Regions from separate parts of the Mus musculus genome. Here regions 2 and 3 are each linked to region 1. A link is a loop called in an ENCODE intact Hi-C map of the cell type or tissue named here. Cell type or tissue: heart. All regions are shown on one strand.

Region 1 (5,000 bases):
CATTTGTCACAGATGCATGAGGACTGGGGAACCAGAAACCAGACCTGAACCTAGGACCATCCAAGTAATGGGCTGAAGTTTATATAGCTGTTTGACTATGAAGTCAGGACTATAAGCCGACAGTCTTGCCTCCCATTCTATGACATATACAATAGTTTCCAAACTGCACCCTATATCTGGGTTTTCGAGAATAATAGTCTCATTTTTTGGTCATTCAGTTTGGGGAGAATTTTCTTGGTGGTGTGTACCCCACAAACACCCTTGGCATCTTGCAAAGAGCAGAGCCAGTCCCTCTTTGTCCTTCTGCAAGTTGTCTATGTAGTTACCTGTATTGGATATGAATAGAGAGGCAGCTAGCACAGCCTAGTTCTTCAGTGTAAGTTCTGTGTTCCCTCCCTGTAGGACTCTCTGCTGAGAAGCAGCTGGGGCTTGTGCCCTGATTTTTGCAAAGTACTCAGAGAACAGATGCATCCAGCAGATGTAGGCCCTGGGACTTGGAGGGAGCCTTTCTCACATGTTCAGCACTTGGCTGCCCTCCTTGCTTCTGAGTTACCTCTGATGAGGGGCAGTGGGAGCATGGAGGAGGGCCATCTACACTCCGTGGAGACGTGATATAAACACTAAGTAAAAACAACTGTGAAAGTAAGTCAGTCCCATGACCCTCCCTGCTCCACTGTCATGTATTTTATTTCCTGCCATTTGATTCTGGCTTCGTCCCCTCTGTGCATTTATGATGCTTCACTGAGGTCAGTGACTCCTGAGAAGCGGAAAATGACACTGTATACAGCTAGGGTTCGGACAGTTCTGAGGCATATTAAACTTGGGATTTTCAAACAATTTCATCAGAAAATATCAGTGAACAAAGAGGAGAGATGACAAGATCTTTGAATGTCCTTGTCTGTTAGCTGGAGAGAACACAGGCTAATTTACACATGCATTGCATCCTGAGGGTCACTCTTCCATGGCATTATCAGAAGGATGCTTTGACCAAGAAAGGGGATTGGCTTTTCCTTGGCTGACGTTGCTGGTAAGCAATGCTTCTCAGGCTTCTTCTGGTTCTGTGGCCACAGCCCTCGGTCAGGCATCTTCAAGCCGTCGTAGAACAGCAACCTGTAAGTTTGGCTTAGGCCCTCCCCTAAGCAGCTTCAAACCACCCATCTCTTTATCACCCATCTCTGTACCACCACCACAAGATTGGCTCTGCAATTCTCCTACTTAGAGCACCATGACAACTGTCCATCACTCAGGTAATGTGGGACCACCTTCCAGTACCACACAGGGATTCTCTGCTGGCCATTCAGCACCTCCCTGTCTCTGCGCCAGGTGTCCCTTCTCTTAACACCAAAGTCCCAGTTATATGGAAATTCTCCCCTTCCTGAGCTTCCGGCTTTTTCTAATGGCCAGATGCCTTTGTTCTCTACATCCTTGTTCTGTTCTGTTCTCAGCTCCTGTGTCACCCCCCTTAAGCTGCAAACTCTGGGACAAAAGGCCAATAGTGCTTATTTAACATATCAAAGCGACCCCACAGCCAGATTCTTCTCCCAGCATCCCTCAGTCCCTACCTGTTACAGGGTATCCTTGCATACTCTGCCCTACAGTCTGAATTTTCCAGGGGCTGGGCTGCCCTTCCCCCAGAGGCTCTTCTCTGAATAATCCAGCCATTTTGGTTCTTGCCCCTTTCATTCCTTAGGCCTCCTGGCTGCTGAACCATTTCCCCCTCACTATCCTTTTCCTTCCCCTCCCCCACTCCTCACAAGGCTCAGAGTCATTACCTCTGTGGACTTGCCCAGATGTGTCTACCTCTGGCTTTGCTCTCCCTTTTATCTACAATAACCTTTCTCCTCCACCATTCCAAGGAGGGGGTCAAATTCTTTCCTTTTATTTCTTTTTCCTCCACTCATGCAGCTACAGGAGCCTGACCAATCTGAGCCCCCAGCAGAATTAGAGTATACTGCCCTCCTCTTGGTGGGCCATTTGTCCTCCCTCTATCATCTGACCGTACCTATGAGTCACCTCTGTCTGCCTGTTAATCGGGTGGTAACCGGAAATGGGACCACTCTGTCTCCTGAAGGCCTGGCCAGATGAAGAATTCATTGCAATTTGATGAATCTGTGAGAGACAGACCCAGGTTCTGAAGAGATGGCCTCCCGACTTTGTCTCTCTAGCCCTGTCTGCCTTCAGCTCCTGTAGAAACAGCTGCAGGGCTCACAGGCCAAACCCCATGGGTCAGAGAAACAACTGTCTTGTGAGTGTGTGTTTCCCCTCAAAACAAAGATTGCAACATCCTCCTGGCCTGGAGTTCACAGCTGTGGGAGGAGGTTGCACTGGGTAGTGCAGGGTCAAGGAGGCAGAGGTGGGGGTGTGGGGGACCGTTAGGTCTGAATAAGTACCGAGGTAGAGCTTAGCCCCACCCCCACCAAGCCGGGTGGTGCAAACACTGTGAAGAGCCCGGTTTTCCTTAGCTTCCTCCCCACGTTTTACTTTTCTCTGATATTTGATTATGTGTGAATTCCTTCTCATCCCCTGGGAGCTAGCACCCTACCGCCTTTGCAAAATATCTGAGTTACATTTTTGCAGATCGTCAAGCTTCAAGGGCATTCAAACGACCTTCTAGAGGACTGCAGTGTCTTGGTAAGTGATGCCCCCTGGTGGCCAAATGGAGTAGTTGCAATTCGCAGGGACCATGAAGTAAGAACCCTGGCTTTGTAATGGCCATGAGGCTCTGTTCAGCAGATGTCCCACTGTCCCTGAAGGATTGGCTGAAGGGCAACAGGGTTGTGTGTGTGTGTGTGTGTGTGTGTGTGGTATCAGGCCTTTAAGGATGCTGAAAGTTTACCTTCTATAATCTGAGTGCTAAAGAGTTGTTTAGAGACCCACCCACTTATTTCTCAGATGAAGCCAATTCCAGGGAGGGGAGAGGGAATTTCTCAGTCTGTATGACAAGTTGAAGAGGCAGAACAGGCATGTTGGTTACTGATTTGAAATTCTTTCCTTCTAGCATCTTGGGACACCTGCCATGAAGTCCTTCCTATGTTTGCTTTCTTTCAGAGGAAGAGAAGACCAGCATCTTCCCTCTAAATCTCCCTCGGTTGGGCTCCATCTCAGTCCTACTTGCTACAGGAAGTCTTCTACAAATAATCAGAGGACACATCCAAAGCTCTCCTGGAGCTGGTCCAAAAGTTAGACGGTAGAATTTGAACTGTGAACACATTGCATAGAAACAACCTCACAGGGCTTGACAGTCTAATGAAAAGTAATAGTCAGAGAGACAGAGAGGCACAGGTCGAAGGACAATTGAGGCACTATTGTGTATTTTGAAGAAAATAAGTAGGGCAATTTGGTAGAGGACAAGTTTAAGTGAGGCCCATGAGCATGGTCAAGGAGGATTGCACTAAAGCAGGGAGAACATTCAGGGAAGGTAGAGGAGAGGTGTGTAGAGGCTGTAGGTCTGGGGTGAGATTGGCAGGTCCCATCGTGGAGAAGACTCAAGAGGTGATAGACTAGTGGCCAGGAAGAGCACACCAGGGCAAGAGCAAGGAAGCCAGGCCAGAGGCACAATCTGATTTATAACTCACGTGAATCCCAGGCTATGGCACTGCCAGTCTCCACTTTCACACCAGCTCGTCTCCTCCAGAAAGTCCTTCACCACCCTACCAAGTTGGAGTCACTTCTCTGAGCCCTGGTGTTAACATCTCTGTGTCTCTATCATTGGGGCTATCCATGACACACCAGCTGTGGCTATGTCTTTTGACTACCCAGCATAGTAAGCTCCACATTCAGAGAGACAGAGACAATGGACCCAAATCTAGAACATTCTGCCAGAGGCAATGTGTCCCTATGCCACCGCTTCTTGGTGTGTAAGGTGAGACTAGAAATGCACATTGCATAGCTTTTTAAATAATTAAGTAATAAGTATAAAACGTTGTCACAACAATGGCAGGCACTATGTCACCTCTCGTTAAGGAGGAGATGTCCTTTCTGGGTATGTTCCCAGGCTAGCTCCAATGAGATCCATCCTAGCGTCTATGGTGGCAGTTGCATGCTTTGGTAGTTGCATAGGGAGACTTTGGAGGGAACACATTTAGTCAGACTGAAGAAGAAAACTGAAGGTGGCATAGGTTGATGGAATTCTGAATTATTGAATAAAGTTAATTTATTTAATTATTCCCTTTGGCAATATACACTAGACAAAACAGCTTGGGTTTTTTGTTTGTTTGCTTGCTTGCTTTTTTGAGATAGGGCTTCTCTGTGTAGCCTTGACTATTCTGGAATTCTCTGTAGATCAGGTTAGCTTCAAACTCACAGCGATCCACCTGCCTCTGCCTTCCAAGTGCTGGCCTTAAAGGTGTGCAGCACCACAGCCAGGCTGACATACTGTTCTCGTGCAGCTGTTCTTGGGCATGGGTTGTCTATTTACAAAAGGCACCAGACCAGAGGTTCTTCCTCCCTTAATCCTCAGTGAGGATGGTCTTTGTTTCATTGGCAGCCTTCTTCAAACACACGTGGCTCACATGGGAAGGACGAAGCTGGACATTCTGGTCTCATTCTGTACTTGCCCCATCTTCCTTCAATGTTCTCCATTCACTTACAATGATTCACTAATTGTATCATTGTAATACTTGATGTTATATTTATTAACTTATTCTTTTCTCCATCGTATCTAGTTTACGTCGCCCTACTGCTCTTGGAAAGAGGGCCTGCGCTGGAGTGTGGCCAACCTACCAGGCGCCACATCATTAAAGAAAATCGAGTCTCCCTCTTTCCTCAGCTACCAATATCTCCTCTGCCAGGGGTGGGATTCCATGCAGATATCCTGTCCTCCATACTGAGATTCCATTTAGACTGAGCTTAGGCAGGTCTCTTGCATGCTGTCACAATTGCTGTGAGTTTGAGATGTCTACTGTACCCTGCTGTGTCTGGGAAACACATTCTTCGATGTCATCCTCCATCCTTCTTACCGGCTTCTATGAATAACTCTATGATCTTGGAATACGCCTTTA
Region 2 (5,000 bases), 220 kb before region 1:
CTCTCCCCTTTCATCTCCCCTCATCCTCCAGTCCTTCCTCTCTCCTCAGAGAAGGGGGTCCTTCCGTGGATATCAGTCTGCCTTGGCATAGCAAGATGCAATAGGGCTAGGTGCATCTTCTTATTGTGGTTAGAGCAGGCAACCCAGTTAGGGGAAAGTCAGGCAAGCAGAGTCAGAGGCAGCCCTGCCCTTTCTGGTAGGAGTCCCACGTGAAGGCTTAGATGCACCACTGTTTCATGTTGCAGAGGGCTGTCCTATGCCTGCTCTCTGTTTGGCAGTTCAGCCTCCGTGGTCCCCTATGAGACCGAGTTGGTTAATTCTGTAAGTGTTCTTGTGATGTTCTTGACCTCTCTGGCTTCTTCAGTCCTTCCTGTCTCTCTCTTCCACAGGATTCTCCAAGCTCTTTCTAAGGCTTGACTATGGATCTTTACATCTGTTTCCATCAGTGTGGAAAGGCTATGTGAGGCCACTCAGATGACAGTTATGCTAGTCTGCACATAGAGCAGACTATCATTAATTGTGTCATGGGTGAGCTCTCTCTCATGGCATGAGTCTCAAACTGAGCCAGCATTGGTTAACCCTTCTCTCAAATTCTGCCCCATCTTTACCCCTACACCCCTTGCAGGCAGGACAAATTGTGGGCTGAAGGTGTTGTGGCTGGGTCTGTGTCCCAGTACCTCCATTAGAATTATTTTCTGGTTACTGGAGATGGAAATTTCAGAACACCAATGGCTCAGGCACTAAGATCAACAATTGATAAATGGGACCTCATGAAACTGAAACACTTCTGTAAAGCAAAGGACACTGTTAAAGAACAAAACCACTGCCTACAGATCTTCACCAACCCCACATCTGACAGAGGACTGAAAACCAAATTATATAAAGAACTTGAGAAACTAGGCACCAACAAACCAAATAACTCAATTAAAAAATGGGGTACAGAGATAACAAAGAATTCTCAAGGGAGGCCTAGAAGCACTTAAAGAAATACTCAGCATCCTTAGTCATCAGGGAAATGCAAATCAAAACTACTCTGAGATTCCATCTTATACCCTTGAGAATGGCTAAGATCAAAAACATAAGGGATAGTACATGCTGGTGAGGATGTGGGGGAAAAAAAACACTCCTCCATTGCTAGTGGGAGTGAAAACTTGAGGAATTGTGCTGGAAATCAATTTAGTGGTTTCTCAGAAAACTGGGAATAGTTCTACCTCAACACCCAGCTATACCACTCTTGGACATATACCAAATGATGCTCCACCACACCACAAGGATACATGCTCAAATAGGTCCATTGTAACTTTATTCATAATTTCCAGAAACTGGAAACAACCTAGATTTCCCTCAACGGAAGAATGGATAAAGAAAATGTGGAACATTTACACAATGGAGTATTTCTTAGCCATAAAAACAATGGCATCACAAAATCTGGAGGCAAATGGATGGAACTAGAAAATATCATTCTGAGGTAACCCAGATCCAGAAAAATCAAACATGATATGTACTCACCTATAAGTGGATATTAGCCATAAAGAATAGGATAATCGTGTTACAGTCCACAGATCCAAAGAAGCCAAGTAACAAGGAGGACCTAAGGGGACACACTCAAATCATTGAGTAACAGAATAGATAAATAAGTTAGTGGAGGGGGGGTTGGAAACCTGAAACAGCCATCTCCAGAATTTTGGTTTCTTACGTGTCATGAGGTCGCAGGGAGGGAGCAGAGGCTGGAAAGATGGCTCAGGAGCACTGGCTTCTCTTTCAAAGGTCATGAGTTCAATTCTCAGAAACCACATGGTGGCTCATAACCATCTGTAATGGGATATGATGCCCTCCTCTGGTGTGTCTGAAGACAGCTACAGTGTACTCATATACAACAAACAAACAAACAAACAAACAAATCTTTTAAAAAAGAGTCCCAAGGTCTCTCTTCCATCCTCCATCAGAAGACTAGAGATCACATACCTGAAAGTATTAACAAATTCTTCATTTCTTTTAACACTCCTGTGCCTTAGATGAACACAGTAAGTTCAGTAGTTGGAATTCATGTTGCATGTAAATATCCTATGTGAATTTCAGTTCTATTTGCAGGCTGTGGGATGGTGAATGAGCAAACGTACTTGAAACAATATTTTCAATGGTGTTAACGGTTGGATGAATATATAAGACAACTGGCTTAGAAATAAATATTGTATAAAATGCCATGAGTATTTGGTGTTACTGTATCACTCTACTGCTTCCTAACGCCAAATCTTTCTTTAATTATTTACTTTGTGATAATGGAGCACAAGAAACTTAACTGGGTCCCCATTGCGAGCTATTGCAATGTTTAGCTTTCCCAGTAGAGGGCGGTGATGGAACACACCAAGCCATGGCTTAGTTTTCTTCTGGGTTCTAGTGTGTTGCCTCTTGCTCCCATTTTGCAGGAAACACTTCATTTAGCAGGACGACAACTGATTCTCGAGACAGTTAAGTTTTGGTGGCCGGCCCCAATGTAGACAATTTCATACTGCTCTGCTGCAGTAACCCTGGAGTAGGGTCCCAGGGTCCCAGGGTCCCAGGGTCCCAGGGTCCCAGGGTCCCAGGGTCCCAGGGTCCCAGGGTCCCAGGGTCCCAGGGTCCCAGGGTCCCAGGGTCCCAGGGTCCCAGGGTCCCAGGGTCCCAGGGTCCCAGGGTCCCAGGGTCCCAGGCCCACAGACTTTGCCTAAATCACAATAGGTTTCCAGCTTGTCAATCATAGGTTATCTTGACAGGTTGGGACCAAGCTCAGCTTGTGACCCCTCAGAAGAAAAACTGCTGCTTGTTAGCCTGGCTATCTCTATCTGGAAAGGCTACTTAGTTTTTGGAATTTTCACTCCACTTTCAGGTCTGCAAGGTTCAGTGTGGTGACTGTGGATCAACCATGATCTTGGGGAACTCAGTGAACAAGCTCACCTTCCAGCAGAGTGCAGAACACATGTTCTCCAATAAGATCACCCAGCTCTGGATAGATTCCTCTGCCTCTGAATGTGATTGTTCTGTTGACATCTATCACAGACCTTATGGCATCCGTTAAATGCCCTTTATTCCCTTATGGAAGAATAGCTTATAATCGCTTGGGCTTAATTTCACCTTTCAAATACCTGTATGGCTTCCGTCTCCTGATAGGTCCTTGGCTTGCATAGAATGTTACTGACAGAGAGATCTCTGAAGACAGTTACACAAAGCTGAGATTTCTACATTAGCCTGGTAATGTTTTTGTCTTGTGGGTAGTGCTAGGGTGTTTGGCAATAGAAAATGAGTTGCCAGCAATCCATAGTACACAATGACATCGAGATGAAAGGAGCCTGTGGTTGAATGTGATAAGATGGCTTGGGAGTGCACCTGGACAGTGTAATTGACCATTTTGTCAGCAATGATGACGATAGGGACAATATAGGACATGCTTTTTTGAGTTTACTTCAACAATTACAAAATGAAACTGGCAAGTTATCGACCTTTCATGATGAGCTAATGCCACAGGTTGTAGATCAAAGAGATTCTAAGATGACTCCAGATTATGTACTTATTTCTTGTAGCCACAGGCTGTTGATATAGCTAAAAGGTCAACACAAAGTTATGAGGTGCATTGCTGACTTGCAGTGACAGCTGAGTCTAGAGACTTTCCAATCTCTCACATGAAAGTTAAGGCATCCTACAGGAAATGTTAATATGCTAAATGGGAAGAAGAACATGTGAATGAAAGCTATGAATGGCAACCTTGAATTCACATATAATCCAGAGGTTCCTCTCCCACTGAGATCAGCTTGCCCTACATTATCTAAGGAGAATCATCTTCCCTACATGGACTCCTCATTCTAACCTTGTTGTGAGTAGATGTCTTAAAAAAGGATGCTCAGTCTCTTCATAACCACAACAACCGCTCTCTGCCACCACTAGACTCATGGTCACAGGCATGTCTCCATATGACCTAGAAATGCAGGTACATGTGAAGTCTCAGAAAGAAACAGTTTCAACAAAAAGAATCAAAAGTATTCTAATACTTGTTTGGAAACTTGGGAACCATGAGTGGCCATGATTTTGTGGATATTTGAGCAAGAAATGTAGAATGTAATAATATCCTGAGGTATGTAATATGATGTAGCTGGATAGTCTATATAGTCCGTCAGCCATGCATTGCTTGCTTGGTTGATCAGCTAGGATGGCTTCTCAGTTGACTTCAGAAGCTGGACAACTTCATCGACGTGCTTTTGGAAGACAGTCACACATCATCATTCCTGTCCTGGCTATGGCTAGTCTCATGCTACAGCAAGCCGAGAGAGTAGTGACACAGAGACGTCTGCTATGCTATCCTTTACGTAAAGCTTTTGTGACCTCTAGGTCACATTTATGGAGAATGACATGCTGTGCTTGTTGATATCTTTTTATCAACTTCTTACAAGCTAGTTACCTCAAACGACAGAACCTTGATTAAGAAAATGCCCTCATCAAACTGACCTGTGAATAAGTCCTTAGGGCATGTTCTTCATTAATGATAGATGTGAGAGGGCCCAGCCTACTGTGAGTAGTGTTAAGGCTAGATAGGGGTTCCTAGGCCATATAATAATAAAATAATAATAAGACAACCATCATCATCATCACCACTACCATCATCATCATCATTTGAGCAAACCACAGGGAGCAAACAGCATTTGTTTATCTGTGAGCTCTTGCTTTGGTTCCTGCTTCCAGGTTCCTGCCTTGAGTTCCTGCCCTGACTTCTCTTCATGATGAACTATAAGGCACGGGATGAATAAACCTTTTCCTTCTAAGTTGCTTTTGGTCATAGTGTTTTATTACAGAAACAGAAAGCAAACCAAGACAAGTGCTATAATTTCCCTACATTCTTGGGCAGAGAGCAAATTGGGTTAAATTTATCATGGGTGATTCATATATTCATTTCCCATTGTGTTGAATGAAGGGATCCAGAATTCAGTGCTTGGACAGAATCATAGACAGATACATAGGTAGCTGGAGCTCCT
Region 3 (5,000 bases), 240 kb before region 1:
AGAGATGCCTTGGCCCATTAGTAAGGAGATGGAGACAGTCACTGTATGCTGTGAAGATCTGATCTCTGCTTAGGAAGAGAGGAACAGTCAGGGATGTAGGTTGTAACAATTGCTCTCTGACACTGAGTTACTGGTACCCTGAGAGTGAGAGCCTTATAGGATAGAAAGCAAGAGAAAAGATGCGGAGTCGTATTTGCAATAGGTTCCAGGAGTTACATACATCTGTCTGCTTCTGCCTATGGGGGGAACGTCTAAGAGATGGGAACAGAGAATGCCACCACCACCCTTGTTCCTTCCTTTCTTATGCCCATTGCTCTTTCACTGTTTGGCTGTGAACCCACTGTGTAGACCACACTTCCCTTGTACTCAGCATCATCATGTCTCAGCCTCCAAGTGTTAAGATTACAGGCACGCCACTCATGAGCTCACAACAGCTACTCACAAGCATGGACAGACTCCGCACAGCACTGGAACTATTAAATATTCCATCCTGGATGGAGGAGGGCCAGATAGCTCTCCCATGGAACTATTGGCAGTAGACGGCTGCTGGAGGAGGAAGAAGCCATTGTCTTTGCTTGTGTAGTAGCTGATGGATGACGTATTCATGCTCCAGTGGGTAGCTCCTCACCCAAGCTCATGATGTGCTAGCAGCCCTGGTTAAACTAGGTGGATCTTACAAACAAAACAAAAAGACTCAATAGTGAGAAAGGGTCTTGTTGGGAGGAGAATGTATTAGGGGGCAGATAAGAGAGGCGGTATGTGGGAGACAGATAAGATCGAAGGTGAGTTCGACCAGAATGTACTATATTGTACTGTACTGTACTATACTATACTATACTATACTATACTATACTATACTATACTGTCTCTGTGTGTGCGCTCACGCACATGTGAAATGGTCAAAGAATAAATTAATTTAAAAATCACCAGAAAATGTAGTGCCTTTTTAATTCCATATCTGAATTCTACTCTGTCTCCCTTCAAACTAGTCCAATGCCTGGAGACCATCCTGACTCCTGCAGCTTTTTAAGATTTGGAAGTAGAGAGCATAAGTCCTACTGCTCCTCTACCTGCCTCCATAGCAACTTCTGGAACTCTGGGATCTAGCTGTCAGGGAGGTGCTTCGAGTTCAGTTTCAGCTAGCTTTCTCTCTGTCCTGGATCCAAGGTGTATAATGTTTTTTTGTTTTGTTTTGTTTTGTTTTGTTTTGTTTTGTTTTGTTTTGTTTTGTTTTGTTTTTTTGCAATCAGGTTTTACCATCTGGTTCTGATGGTGGCAGAGAGCAATGACAACAATATGAATTGTTTTGGCCTCTGGAGCTTGTAAGCTATGTTGTACCTGACATTCAGCTTGCCTTGTTAGTTTTGGTGAGACAATAATTTCTCTATAAAACAAGTCACAGTGGACAGGATCCGTTTTGGTCACTCAATGCTTCAGAAGGCAGGAGCCTTCATCTTAAGAGAGAACCTAGTGTTTGAAACTGAGTTACCTTGGGAGCCTAAGAATGGAAAGCAACCATCAGTCAGGGAGCATGGGTTTAGTCTGCCCAGCTCCAGGCCATACCTGGGAGGCAGCTGTGGAGAGTAAGAGGACCAGATGCTGACCAGCTGTGAAGTGAAGCTGACAGCAGGGTCCCCTCAGGCAGTGAAGTTCACAGGAGAAGGTAATTCTGCCCTCAGTGGCATATGATAGTGTTGAGCCATAGGGCAGCTGGTGGCTCCATCTCCCAGGATAACGATCTTCTATTCACTGTGAGATAGCCCCCAAACTCTAAGTGAGCACAGTTTGCTCAATACTCAAAATTGTGCCCTCCCGGCAGGGTGATTGCCTGCTCATGTTTCAGTGCTGTGGCTGCTTTCCACACTTCTAAGGCCTGTGGTTGATACCTCTGAGAACAGCAAGCATATCAACGCTAATTGCAGGAGGGAGAAACGGCTTAGCCCATAAACAGCAATACCAAGCGTGGCCAGCAGAGGGCAGTGGCATGCAAAAAGCAATGTCTTAAGTGACTACAGCTCTGGCCCACATTGGACACTTGTCCAATATGGAGTCAAGCAGTAACAATAAGGAAGACAAGGTCCTACAAGTCCAACAGACTCAGAGAATGTGCAGTTTTTGATGATCCAGAAAGTAACTGCCCCAACACTTCATTCCCTACTCTGTTCTTGCCAACCCCATTCCCGTTTTATTACAATTTTGATACAATTTTGACTTCTTGATATTTTGAAAATATGGTTTTCCTTATTTATCCTTCATACATTCATACCCTGTTGTTTGGTAGATCCTGAAACAATAACAGTGAGTGGCTTCATTGTTCATCTTTAGATAGGCCCTCTGTACTAGCTGGTTTTGGGTGTCAACTTGACAAGCTGGAGTTATCACTGAGAAAGGAGCTTCAGTTGGGGAAATGCCTCCACGAGATCCAGCTGTGGGGCATTTTCTAAATTAGTCATCAAGGGGGGAGGTCCCCTTGTGGGTGGGACCATCTCTGGGCTGGTCTATAAGAGAGCAGGCTGAACAAGCCAGGGGAAGCAAGCCAGTAGTAAGTAACATCTCTCCATGGCCTCTGCATCAGCTCCTGCTTCCTGCTTGAGTTCCAGTCCTGACTTCCTTGGTGATGAACAGCAGTATGGAAGTGTAAGCTGAATAAACCCTTTCCTCTCCAACTTGCTTCTTGGTCATGATATTTTGTCCAGGAATAGAAACCCTGACTAAGACACCCTCCAAATGAAAAAGCTGTGAAGAAAGCTTACAGTTACATTACACCATAAACCAAACAGACCTAAGAGACAGATATCCACAAAGCAGAACTGCATTCCTTTTGAGCTGTCTCTGGAAACTTCTTTAAAATAGATGCCATTCTGGGTCACAATGTAAGCCTGAACAAATGCAAAAGAAATGAAAGGATGTAACAGGTCAGATGCCAGAGTGGAGTTATAAATCAATAGGAAGAGAAGCTACACAAACCCTTAGAGACTACACAGTACACCCTTGAATGACAAAGGTATCATAGAAAAAAATCAGGGAGGAAATGAAACAATTCCTGGAATCAAATAAAAACGCAAACACGACTTTTCTGAATATTTGGGCTACAACTAGGACAAATTTAAAGAAGAATGTATGTACTTATGAATTCTTATAATAAAAATAAAAAATATATTAAATAAATAATCTAATGATACAACTCAAAGATCTAGGAAAACAAGACCAAGACAAAGAAAAAGTAGAAGACAGAAATAAAAAAATAAAGCGCAAGCCATAAGTTAATGGCATGGGGAAAATATCTTACTTTCAATATCTTCAAAAGATTACCCAGGGCTAAACCTAACAAGGAGATATGGTCATGGGTCAGTGAAGGAACTATTGGGAAAAAGTCATATTATTGAAAGCTGTTTATAGATTCAACATAATCCTCATGCTAATTTCAACCAGATTCTTCACAGAAACAGAAAAACAACACTTAAAGTCATGGAAACACTAGACAAGCAAGCAAACAAACCAACAAAAAAAGACCAGTTAAGCAACCCTAAATGGAAAGAGGAATGCTGAAAGAGCATCATAGTACCTGGTCTCAAACTACACGATAGAGCCATCGTAGCAAGACAGGCTGGTGTTAGCACAGAGCCAGATGTGGGAGCCAATGGGTTAGAAGACCCAGAAATAAAACCACCCAGTTACAGCCATTTAATTTTCTGGCCAAGTCCCCAAAAGCAGGCCTTTTAAACAACAACAACAACAGTACAAATGCTACTGGGGAAACTGGGTATTCACTTATAGAGAAGTGAATACGTAAACAAGAATATACCAGATTCCTCTTACCTTGCACAGAAAGAAGACTGGAAAACACTCTAATGGGGCTTTGACTGCAAGAGCAAACATCCATAGAACAATTCAAGATGTCAGTAGAGGCGAGACACCACTAAGCTCAGCAGATCATAAAACAAGTGGACAGACCAGTGAGGTTCAGCAAATTTAAGACATTTTTGAAGAACTGAAGAATGTATATATCAACTGTATATCGGACCGACATATCAGCTCGAATTCATAAAGTCATTTTCTCAACGGAGGATCCCTTCCTTTCAGATAACTCTATCGTGTGTCAGGTTGACACACAATTAGCTGGTGCACACACGTATGTGCATGTGAGGTATGTGTATGTGTGTACTGAGAGAAGATCACGAGAAGGAAGAGGTGGGTCTTAAGGAGAGAAAGTGGAGACAAAAAGACAATAACAGAATATATGTGATATGAAGGCAGAAAGTGGGACTATCTAAGGAGTAGTGGGGGACCAGCAAAAGTGGGCAGAGGCGGGGGGGGGGTCAGTGGGAGAGATGAGTGAAAAATAAAGCATATTTTACACATATATTGTACATGTATAAAAATGTCATAATGAAACCCTTTACTTTGTATACTGACTTAACATGGAAGAAATTAAAACGTGGCGTTTTAATGAGGGTGGGTAGCACCTAGACTATAAAGTACAGTGGACAAAGCTTCTGGCGGTCATTTGTTGAGACTTTGTTTATGTTCCTCTAGGTGAAGATGCCCTTTCTTAATCCAAGTAGCACATTTGACATCCTAGAGGTCCTAGAGGTCCTAGAGGCCAGTGCAAGACAACCTTGGCTGCGTCTTGATCTGTCTCACCAAGGGAGGATTGGTACACTTCAAACACACATGTACCCTGTTGTCTTAGTCCCTTTATTGATTGTCCAGAAGTGAGTTTAATGAAGACAGAATGTCTCTGGTAAACAAATCATTATCCATGATCAAGGAAGTGTAAACAGAACCTGGCCTGGGAAACAGGCGCGTTGTTTCTCCCTACCACAGACCGAGCCACGTGGGCCTTAGGGATTTGCTGAGATCTGGAGTCAATAAGGTACTTCTCAGGACGTAGAGGAAGACCCTGAGATCAGAGGCACTGAGATCTCCAATGGGATCTTCAACATCAGATCGTATTACAAAAAACTGGAAAAAGGGACTTAAACAGGACTAGGTGAGTC

The links. A loop is a pair of places that touch in the nucleus more often than their neighbours do. Peaks named below come from ENCODE experiments on the same cell type or tissue, not always from the same donor. Only the 100,000 strongest peaks of a DNase experiment are listed, where the experiment ranks them.
Region 2: a loop joins it to region 1, with 13 times the contacts of the local background. A loop is called at or near these places in 24 of 42 quality-filtered maps.
Region 3: it touches region 1 in a loop (4-fold over the local background); 12 of 42 quality-filtered maps call a loop at or near these places.

Annotation. Positions count from the first base shown.
Region 1 is chr12:12,174,084-12,179,083 of GRCm38, reverse strand. No RefSeq gene overlaps it. Among named protein-coding and RNA genes, the nearest start is that of Gm34348, 29 kb to the right of the region's middle. In heart, a CTCF peak has its summit at 2,645 (motif pointing left); DNase peaks (open chromatin) are centred at 523 and 2,283; H3K4me3 peaks cover 536 bases; H3K27ac peaks cover 1,310 bases; H3K27me3 peaks cover 360 bases.
Region 2 is chr12:12,393,773-12,398,772 of GRCm38, reverse strand. No RefSeq gene overlaps it. Among named protein-coding and RNA genes, the nearest start is that of 4921511I17Rik, 3.8 kb to the right of the region's middle. In heart, a CTCF peak has its summit at 2,331 (motif pointing right); no DNase peak of the experiment used is centred here.
Region 3 is chr12:12,409,862-12,414,861 of GRCm38, reverse strand. No RefSeq gene overlaps it. Among named protein-coding and RNA genes, the nearest start is that of Gm34489, 8.7 kb to the left of the region's middle. In heart, a CTCF peak has its summit at 1,965 (motif pointing right); a DNase peak (open chromatin) is centred at 1,951; H3K27ac peaks cover 323 bases.